2 separate regions of the Homo sapiens genome follow, and region 1 is linked to region 2. A link is an interaction called in ENCODE POLR2A ChIA-PET data of the cell type or tissue named here. Cell type or tissue: Caco-2. All regions are shown on one strand. Each heading gives the region's core, and the rest is flanking DNA. Links, peaks and the distances in the headings are about the cores only. Region 1 overlaps TSHZ2 (teashirt zinc finger homeobox 2). Region 2 overlaps LOC105372671 (a long non-coding RNA gene).

Region 1 (5,382 bases), core at 163-5,162, 220 kb after region 2:
AAGAGAGCAGTTATACTTGGGACAGAACAGTTTTAAAAGTACACATTTATAAATGGGCAAAACAAGGGAAAAAGTCTTTACCCATATTATAATAAAATATTTTTTGTAAAGACAATCATATCCACAAAAACGCAGTGGTGAGCTGAGGAGTCATTGTAATTTAATGGGGAAAAGAGCAGTTCAAGTTGTTTTACATAAAATCTTTGGGGCAGAGGATTTCAACTAATTGATGAATTATCCAATTAGTTGCCTCAATTCTTTCTTGACCTTGTTGGTGGGACTGTTCCAAACTGTGTTCAAACATTCTAGTGCTGCTATAAGACAGGGTGCGGCTTCCTCTCTTTTATAGAACAGATGGGGTCTAGTTAGCTATACATCATCTGTTAAGTTGGGGGTTTGCCCAGGAAGAAGACAATTCCCAGGCTCTAATCTTCTCCACCTACCCTGGGACTATGTCACTACTGACTCTTGGGATTGTGAAATTCACAGGAGCTGGAAAGCAGAGTCTCATCTATAAGCTCCAAAACAACTCCCACAAGCCCTTTTGGGACAGAGGCTCACACCTTCACAGAGGCACTTCATATTTTACCAGAGCACTTCTCAAAAATGAGACAAAAAGAAGTTTTGCACAGTTATCAGGTGTGTTGAAAATTATTTGTGACCAATCTCTTTTAAGGACTGCAATATACAATTTACTTGATTAAGAAGGAGGGAGACTAGATTTCACACTCTTCTATGCTATTGTTTTCCTCACTCAGTAGCATCCCAGTATGTTCTCTCAAAGGGTAAATCGATGCTGCCACTCCTGGGTTTACCCGCCTCCAGTGACTTCTCAAGGTCCTCTCTGAGACAGCTGACAAGATCCCCTGCACCCTGGCTTCTGCACAGCAAGCCAACCTCCCGCTCCCTGCCTCAGTACTATCCCCCTTGCTGTTTCCCAAACAAGCCAAGCTCCTTCTCGTATGTGAAACATCCTTTTGCCTTTCCCTGAAACACTGTTTCCCCAGATCTCTGAAGCCAGTTCTTTCTCATTATTCATGTGTCAGCAAAAAAGTTCACCTCTTCAGAGTGGGGTCCTTGATGACCCCGTCCACATAGTCCATCCATCCAACTTACACTCCAATCTGATTCTCTCACTGTTCTCAGACCCAGTGCGATGGTTTGTATCCTTTCACACTGCGTTAGAAATTATTTTGTGTTTATTTTTGTTTACGTGTTTGTTCTCTGCCCCTCTCCTCTAGAATGTAAGGGCCAGGAGAACATATCATAGTTACAATTGATGTCTCCGTGTACAGCAGAGTACCTGGCGTATAGTGGGTTTTCAATGAATATTTATCTAAATGAATGCATGAGTGTTTTTCTAATTAGAACAAAAAGGGTGGGGTTACAGATTTTGGGTCAAGAAGGACATGCCTCATGAAGAGGATCACCCATAATAGGTAGGTGACCGAAAGAAGTTGGAGACACCACCCATCCAAGAAGCTCCTTTATGGATACATTATCTCCCCTGCTCACCCACCTGGAAAGGAGAGAATAAGTTTCGACATTTTGTACAATTTCATAGCCAATTCTTTGATATCTGTAAGAGGCCACTAAATTCTGCAGTAAACCTTCCAGGGTTGAGGGATATTCAAATAGGTCACATGATAATTACAGGCAATATTTATCTAGTGTTTCAGTGTGTCAGGCATGGGCCTAATTATAACATTTAATCCTCAAGCAGCCTTAGAAGTGTTACTATTACTTTCTCCATTGTATACACAAGGAAAGTGGGGCTTGGACAAGTTAAGTCTTGCTTAAGGTCATAGAGTTAATAAATGATGGAGCCCAGATTCAAACCAAGTTAGTGAGACTGCAGAGTTCCTGCTACTAACTGTGTCCTACCCCCAGGTTGCCCAAGATAATACACTGGTTGATAGGTTATAAGTCATATCAAGTCTCTATGGCCAGGTGCAGTGGCTCATGCCTATAATCGCAGCATTTTATAGGCTCATGCCTATAATCGCAGAAACCAAGGCAGGAGGATAGCTTGAGCCCAAGTGTTCAAGACTACCTTGGGTAAGACGGCACGCTAATTAAAGCATTAGCTGGGCGTGGTGGTGCACACCTGTGGTCCCAGCTACTCTGGAGGCTGAGGCAGGAGGATCGCCTGATCCTGGGAGGTCAAGGCTGCAGTGAGCCTGATTGCATCACTGCACTCAAGCCTGAGTAACAAAGCCGGAACTGGTCTCAAAAAAAAAAAAAAAAAAAAGATTCTGAGATTTCTCTCATTGGATCAATTTCCCCTGCATTTCAGCCTTTATCATTGACACTGAGCTTATTTCCTGACCTGGTTCCCATTGCTATTTCTTAAGGTATACTAAAATCCTTTGCAGTTAGAGATTACAAGACTATAATAACTTGGAATAAGGTGATATGACTTGCCAGCATGGCCAGATCACCAGGGGTCATGGGACAGGGTACTGTGAGGGGATGTAAATATCATGTGACTTTCTCTACCTTGAAGTTGTCTGGGGTAAATGGATTGGAAATCAAAGATCCTGGATTCACTTTGGGCAGATCATTTCCCTTTCTACTTCATTCATTCCATCTGCAGCATAAGCAGACTCCAAAGTCCATTTTGTGATGGCGTCCCTAGACCTGCAGAAATTCTAAAACTTGGTTTCATCTCAGTCTCTTTGCTTGGGGAAAATTTCCAAAGCTTGCATGAAAAATATGAGTGACTATGCAAAACTGTCAACTGCCTTGAACAGGGAAAAGATAAGAGATGTATTTCTGGGTTTGTATCACCCTAACCTTAGCCTTGGACCAAAAATATAAAGAAGTTTCTAGGAAGATGGCTTTGACCTCAGACCAAGGAAGAACAGAACAAACTCAAGTTATGATAAAGGACAAAGATAGTCCAGAGACTGTGTTTTAAGAAAAAGATAAAGTGTGTGGGAGTGAAAGGGCTTGAGATGAAACAACCCTGGAAATGCTAGCCCAGCTGACCAGCTGTTTTCGACAGCACTTTTCACCCATCTTGCTGTACTGATGGATGAGGGAGATAACACTGAGCCTAATTTGAAGGAGGTTACATATTGGAAATTGCCAGCATATTGAATGTTGGGTGATCATGCAATAGGATAGATTGCAATCTTTTAAGAATAAAACCTTACAGCAACTAAACTGCATGATCACACTAATAAACACTGACATCTGGTCTTTTCCTTAAGTCAGGAAGTGGGCAGCTCAGCATTGTGAAGCCCAGAGCAAATTGCAAATTCCTCAATGAGACATCAATTTCTGGACTTCAGAGGAGACAAAAACGCAGACCTAGATCTGAAAAATTTATGAAGGAAGCACACCATTAAAAAAAATTTTGGAGATGGGACGGATAGATAACAGAACTAAGGCTGAGAGGAGAAACAGTCTTCAAGAATAATATGCATCAAACTGCCTGGATTTTTTTTTTTTTTTTTTTTGCAGTCATTACAGACCTGGATAGTAATGAATCCTTCAACTTCACCTTAGCTAAAGCATGAGGTGCAGAACATTAGATATATGAGAGAAACTTTTAGGAGGTCCATAGAGGCAGCAATACAAGCAAAAAACAAAAAACACAGAACTATAAAGTGAAAGATGGCTGTTTTAAATTTTCTTCTATGCTCCAAAAAAGAAAATCTCAAAGTGTCAAGTTCAAATTCAAGTTCAAGGTTTTAACATCCCACTAACACTTTTTAACCTCTTGTCCCAACAAAGAGAAACCAGAGCTCAGCTCCAAGACTTAGGCAAGCATCAGGATCTGGCCAGATATGAAAACATTGTTTTGTGGTCACTTTATGTATCTTTTGTCATTTGCTCCTTTTTTTGTTAAGTTATACTGGTTTCCATTTAGTCTAGTGATTAAAGTTTCCTCTTTAATACAAGTATTTATCATAAGTAAATAAAAGCACAGGGGTTTGCAGATATGGCAAAAAGTACAAATATCATGTGAATACAATTAGGGAAACACCGCTTTATGATGATAATAGCTAACATTTCTTTGTTTTTAGTGATTATCAGGAGCTATTTAAGTCATACACGTGCACACACACACACACACGTATACATAAACTCATTTAACTTTCTTTACTACCCCTTGAGATAGGTCTTATTATTATCCATGTTTTTATAGGAAAAACGGACATACAGAGAGTTTAAGTAATTTGCCCAGAATTCACATCTAGAAAGCTGCAAGGCCAAGATTTGAACAGGAGGGTTTTGGACCACAGAACGCAAATTTTTTATAACTGTGCTATCCTGCAACCAGGAGGTCTGGCTTTGCCTGCAAATGGAAATGAGTATGGTGAGCAATTAGTGTCAATCCATGAACCTGGGTTGTTGAAGCATTAGTTAAACATTTCTGTTTGTAAATGGAGGGTACGAGGACAAAATTAAAAACCAATGACTAGGCAGAAATGTACTAAATGGAAAGTAACAAGATGATGTTCATAAATACTGCAATCCTCTAAGATCACAGGGAGGACCAAGCAAAGAAATGAGCAAATCCAAGGGAACACTCCACTGGAGCCTCCAGCAGCAGAAATGACTCGTGTCTTTATGTAACCGCAGTAGTGTTGTTGGAAGCAGGCTTTATGCTGCCTTCACCTTTGAGATGTGATGGGAATCCTGCTTTTCAAAGGGAAACTTGAGAAATAAGAACTAAAAACAAGGATTGTGAAAGATTCCTCACAAAAAGGATTAGAGGATTGAGGAGTAAAAGATCAGAAAGACTTAAACCCAAAGACTCTCAGAACCTCTTGATGGACTGAATTTTTCTCTGAGCTGGTGAGTTTCCAGGCTCCTCTCAATTAAATGCTTTTTAAATGGGAATTATTTAAGTATCAGGAGCTGAGGAGAACCTGAAAGCTCAGGAAAAAATGATGACAGAAGAACTAAAAACTTATGACTCAGTTGTATAATTTTTGCCCAGCAAAAATTTATTCTCTGGGTTTGACTTGACTTTAATAAAATACTCTCTGTCTCTCTCTCTCTCTTTTTTTTTTATAAGCTTGTGGACTTCCAAAGCAGTTGATGCAGATGATCTCACTCAATCATTCCAATTATCCTGAGCAAGAGGTGGGGAAAGTATTTTATGACTATTTTTAAGATTAAAACATTTGAGGCATAAGACATTAGGACTTTACCTAATGGAATCTCAACTAGTAAATCAAGCCATTTAGCAAACGTCTACCACAGTGCTAGGTTCGGCACTAACTGCTTTACCATGTTTTGTTATTAATCTGCCTAACAACCTTTGAGGGAGGTACCTGCCTTTTGCTCAGTCTCTGGAGGCTAGAGCGATTAAGCGACCTGCCAAGATCCAGCCCCTCCTAGCTCACAAGAGCTCATGACAGCTGC
Region 2 (5,382 bases), core at 100-5,099:
AGGTACCCTATATATGTTTACTGAATAAACATATTTTTGTTTTCCTGAGGGCTATGGTGCTTGGGTACATATCAGAAGGACCTGGGAAGCTAGCTAAAAAAATATGGGGCCGGGCAGGGTGGCTCATGCCTGTAATCTCAGCACTTTGGGCGGCTGAGGTGGGCAGATCACGGGGTCAAGAAATAGAGCCAACCTGGCCAACATGGTGAAACCCTGTCTATACTAAAAATACAAAAATTAGCTGGGCATGGTGGCGCATGCCTGTAATCCCAGCTACTGGGGAGGCTGTGGCAGGAGAATCGCTTGAACCTGAGAGGTGGAGGTTGCAGTGAGCCAAGATCGTGCCATTGTGCTCCCACCTGGTGACAGAGCGAGAGTATGTCTCAAAAAAAAAAAAAAAAAAAAAAAAAAGCAATATGGGCTGGGCAAGGTGGCTCACACCTGAAATCCTAGCACTTTGGGAGGCTGAGGTGGGCCGATCAATTGAGGCCAGGAGTTTGAGACCAGCCTGGCTAATGTGGTGAAACCCCGTTTCTACCAAAATACAAAAATTAGCCGGGTGTGGTGGCACACACCTGTAATCCCAGCTACTTGGGAGGCTGAGGCAGAAGAATTGCTTGAACCCAGGAAGCAGAGGTTGCAGTGAGCCAAGATTGTGCCACTGCACAGCTGGGCAACAGAGCGAGACTCTGTCTCAAAAAAAAAAAAAAAGCAATGCCCGGGGCACCTGACACAATCCTAGGCACTCAGTTAAAGTCTGATGAAAACTAGATGATTGTAAGAGGCACCCCTGGAAATTGCTATTGCATTTATCTCCTAAGCTTTCAGCAAAATTTGTTATTTCTGCTTTAACAGAGGCAAGGAAAATAGTAAAATATATTGAAATTGGTTTGTATTAAAAAAACTCCTTTGTAGTTAGGGCAGTAAATTATAGACATAGGATTCAATATAGGCCATAAATTGAATATTTTAGTGTGAGTAGAGTTGTATTGAGTGTTCCTTTGGGGATTAGAGTTTATTTCCTAAGCTTTTGTTCACTACATCATGAGTCTTTTCAATAAAACGATCTCACTGCCTGACAGCCAGACAAGCCTTTCAGTGATGCGAGAGGATTTTATCGGGTGTGGTTAACTCAGAAAATTGTTCTTTGAAGATACTTTACGACCAAATATTTACTAATGTCCCCTAGCAGGCCTGGGTTAATGTCAGAATACCTAAGAAAGCAAATAAATGTGAGATAACCAGGACACACACACACACACATACACACACCCCTACTGCTTTTACTCTGCTTTAAGTAGACAAAAACCAAGAAATGTAATTTAAATAGAAGCTTGATGCTATCGTGACCTTAATATTAAAAGTTCTTGTGAAGAGGAATGGGATTAGGACTGGCGGGCACGTCACATAGAGATTTAAATCCATCCATTTATCCATCTGTTTGGAGCAGGTGGACATTTGCTTTACAACGCTAGGATTCAAGGCTTACAATTCATTCCTTTTCTTACCTAGGCACATTTTTGTATTTTTAGAAGAGAAGGGGTTTCACCATGTTGGCCAGGCTGGTCTTGAACTCCTGGCCTCGTGTGATCTGCCTGCCTTGGCCTCGCAAGGTGTTGGGATTACAGGCGTGAGCCAATGCACCTGGCTGCATTGTGTTTTTGAATATGTTTTATAATATGCACAATAAATTCATATAATAAGATGTATATATTATTTTTGCATCGCTAAATAAAGATCCATTGGGGGTTACAGGTGTGTGCACATCACCTTGGTAGTTTAGAGACCACTCTTTAGACCAATACCACTGACTTTATGAGCCTTCACCTGCGCACTTCCTTAAACATACTATTTCCCTGGTCCTGCTCCTCAAATATTCTGATTATTTAAATCCAGGGTGGGGCCCAGGAATCTGCATTTAACAGCTGCTCCAGCTGATTCTGATGTGTAATTATGGACAGACCAGGCCTTCTCAAAGTTTAATGTGCACAGTTATTACTCATAGATCTTGTTAAAATGCAGATTCTGTTCAGTAGCTAGAGTAGGTTCCAAGATTCTGCATTTCTTTTTTTTTAATTAAAAGATTTTATTGATATAAAATAAATGTAAATATTTTCAGGGTACCTGTGATATTCTGCTAACATTTATATAATATGTAAAGATCAAATTAGTATAATTGGGATATCTATCACCTTAAATATTTATCTTTTCTTGGCTGGTCACAGTGGCTCACGCCTATAACCCCAGTACTTTGGGAGGTTGAGGCTTCCCTTTGTGAGGGAAGATTGCTTGAGACCAGCCTAGGCCACATAGTGAGACCCAGTCTGTATTTAAAAAATTAGCCATGTGTGGTAGTACACACTTGTCATTTCAGCTATTCAGGAGGCTGAGGTGGAGGGATCGCTTGAACCTAGGGGATTGAGGCTGCAGTGAGCTATGATTGCATTACTGCACTCCACCCTGGGTGACAGAGTAAACCCTATCTCAAAAAAAAGTTCTTTCTTTATGCTATGAATATTTAAATTATTCTCTTCTAGCTAGATGGAAATGTACAATAGATTATTGCTAACTATAGTCGCCCTACTGATCTATTGAACACGAGAAGATTATTTGTTCTAACTTTATATTTGTACTCATTAATCACCTCTCAAGATTCTGCATTCTAACAAGCTCCTGGGTAACACTGAATGTACTGCTCAGAGGCTCACACCTGGACTAGCAAAGGTTCGGACCTGGTTCTCAAAGTGTGGTGCTCAGAGCAGTGGCATCACCTGGGAGCTTTGCAGACCGGCAAATCATCAGGCCCCATTCTAAACCTATTGCATCCTGGGAGCAGGGCCAGTCACTGTATCATGCCCTGCAGGTGGTTCTGATGCTAGCTCGAGTCTGAGAAGCTCTGGTTTACGAGAGAGGCCACCAAAGGCCTCTCTTCTGTCTTCCTCCAGCATCTTCATTGAACAGCCAGCTTCAAGCCCGTCCTACTCCACAGAGGTGAGTCTTTGGCAACCCTGGAGCCCCCTCCTTCCAAAGGCCTGCCTTCAGAACCTCTCCCTGCATTCCCCAGCACAGCAGGCATGCCCAGTTCAGTCGAGATGACGGGGTTGCTGTTGAGAAGGCTGACAGGCCCTCTCATCAAGGCGTGATTGGCAGTGCTCTAATCAGCAGAAAGAGAATGGCGCGCCTCTAGAATGATGTTTGCTCTGTAAATATTTGACATTATCTACCCTGAAAACCTGAAAGAGAACTTCATTTTTCTTTCTTTTTCTGGGAATACAGCAAGTCACGGAACACCCATAAGTATAATTAGTCTGACAAGGGAGTTTCTGATTGGGGCTGGGGACCTCGGATGTGGGAACAGTCGTAGGCGTCTTTGTCTCTGCTGTTCAGGGAAGATGAGGGTTGCTCAGCTGTGGCCGTGGGAATCCCAGCTCCCTTAGCAAAGGCCTGTGCACAGTCATGAGGGCGCCTTGCGGATTCACATTCAGTAGGTCTGGGGCAGGGCCTGAGTTTGCATTTCTACCAAGCTATCAGAAGCCACCGTTCCTGCTGGTTTGAGGGCGAGATCTGGAGGACATTCTTACTACTGTTGCTGACTTAATGTCTGCAGATGATTCAGACGTCATTTAGGGTGTGGCTTTTGGCTTTAGATAGATGTGGGTTTGAATTCTTTCTCTACACAAGAATTCACATTACTTGCTGTGTGACTTTGGGGAAATTAGCTTGCCTCTCTGAGCCTGTACCACGGAATTCATGAGAACACCTACATTTTAGGATGGTGTTACTCAACCTTTTATTTTAAAAATTATTCATATTTTTCAAGACAGGGTCTCACTCTGTTGCCCAGGCTGGAGAGCAGTGGTGTGATCATGGCTCACTGAAGCCTTGACCTCCTGAGCTCAAGTGATCCTCCCATCTCAGCCTCCCAAGTAGTAGCTTCCCACCACAGGCACATGCCACCGTGTTCGACTAATTTAACAGATTTTTTTTTTTTTTTTGTAGAGATTGGGGGGGGTCTACCTACGTTGCCCAGGCTGGTCTCGAACTCCTGGGCTTAAGCAACCCTCCCACCTTGGCCTCCCAAATTGCTGGGATTATAGGTGTGAGCCTTTTTTTAAAATTGCCTTTTTATTTTTAATTGCTCCCTTGAGGAGTGTTTTAAGACATTTTGTTCCTACTTGTCCCCTCCCCATGAATTTTTTTTTTTTAAAACAGACCTACATTCTATGCCTTTTAATTGTTTCTTTCTTTCTTTTTTTTTTTTTTTTTAGACATAGGGGTCTCCCTTTGTTGCCCAGGCTGATCTTGAACTCTTGGCCTCAAGTGATCCTCCCCCTTCAGCCTCCCAAAGTGTTGGGATTACAGGCTTGAGCTGCCGTGCCTGACCCCATGACCAATGACATTTTAATATCAGAGATACTTACTATATTGTTTATGTTCTGTGGCCCTTTGGAAGGCCACAGACCATGGCAATCGCTAAGGCTTTTCATTCCCCAATAATTAATTTTTGCCCATTTGGGGGGGATATCACCTTGTTGAGCATGTGTGTTTTAAGGAAATTGTAAAAGAATTAAAACAGATTATTTGTGCCAAGAACCTAATGCAGAGTCAGTGCTCAATAATATATTAATGTGTATTATATAAGGTATGTTACTGATCGTACATTAACACACGTGATCTTCTTTCCCAGTCTAATACCCACATATTGAGTATGAATGGGAGAGCAAAAGAGTAGAAGGAGGCACTGTCTTGTGGCTGAGGGGATCCTGTGCTGTCACAGCGCAGTTCAGGATCTGAGGTTCGGCTCGGGTCTCCGTTTGCTCCATGGCTCTGCACAGCTGTAAGCTCTCCCACCTGGGCCTCTGTGTCTTCATCTCTGCCGTGCATGATGCACGTTTTCCTCTATAATGCAGTGAGGGCCCTCCAGAGGGACAGAATTTATAGGACATATGTATATATATATATTTTGTTTGTTTGTTTGTTTTGTTTTTTTAAGACGGAGTATCACTCTGGAATGTCACCCAGGCTGGAGTGTAGTGGTATAATCTCAGCTCACTGCAACCTCCACCTCCCAGGTTCAAGCAATTCTCCTGCCTCCGCCTTCTGAGTAACTGGGACTACAGGTGCCTGCCACCACGCCTGGCTAATTTTTGTATTTTTATTTATTTTTGTTTTTATTTTTTTTGAGACAGAGTCTCACTCTGTTGCCCAAGCTAGAGTGCAGTGGTGCTATCTTGGCTCACTGCAACCTTCACCTCCTGGGTTCAAGCAGTTCTCCTGTTTTAGCCTCCCGAGTAGCTGGAATTACAGGCGTGCAGACCACCAGGCCTGGCTGCTTTTTGTATTTTTAGCAGAAACGAGGTTTCACCATGTTGGTCAGGCTGG

Evidence for each region. ChIA-PET counts read pairs that join two places held together with the same protein. Peaks named below come from ENCODE experiments on the same cell type or tissue, not always from the same donor. Only the 100,000 strongest peaks of a DNase experiment are listed, where the experiment ranks them.
Region 1: POLR2A ChIA-PET joins it to region 2 with 8 read pairs; 3 of 35 experiments call an interaction of 5 or more read pairs at or near these places.

Annotation. Positions count from the first base shown.
Region 1 is chr20:53,294,118-53,299,499 of GRCh38, reverse strand. The region is part of intron 2 of TSHZ2 (teashirt zinc finger homeobox 2); the gene reads right to left. Among named protein-coding and RNA genes, the nearest start is that of TSHZ2-AS1, 210 kb to the left of the region's middle. In Caco-2, for the core only: no CTCF peak of the experiment used is centred there; no DNase peak of the experiment used is centred there.
Region 2 is chr20:53,511,703-53,517,084 of GRCh38, reverse strand. LOC105372671 (a long non-coding RNA gene) reads left to right here. Exons shown (of 4, transcript XR_001754720.2): 4 at 1-167. Among named protein-coding and RNA genes, the nearest start is that of TSHZ2-AS1, 10 kb to the right of the region's middle. In Caco-2, for the core only: no CTCF peak of the experiment used is centred there; DNase peaks (open chromatin) are centred at 1,124, 3,084 and 3,414; H3K4me3 peaks cover 402 bases.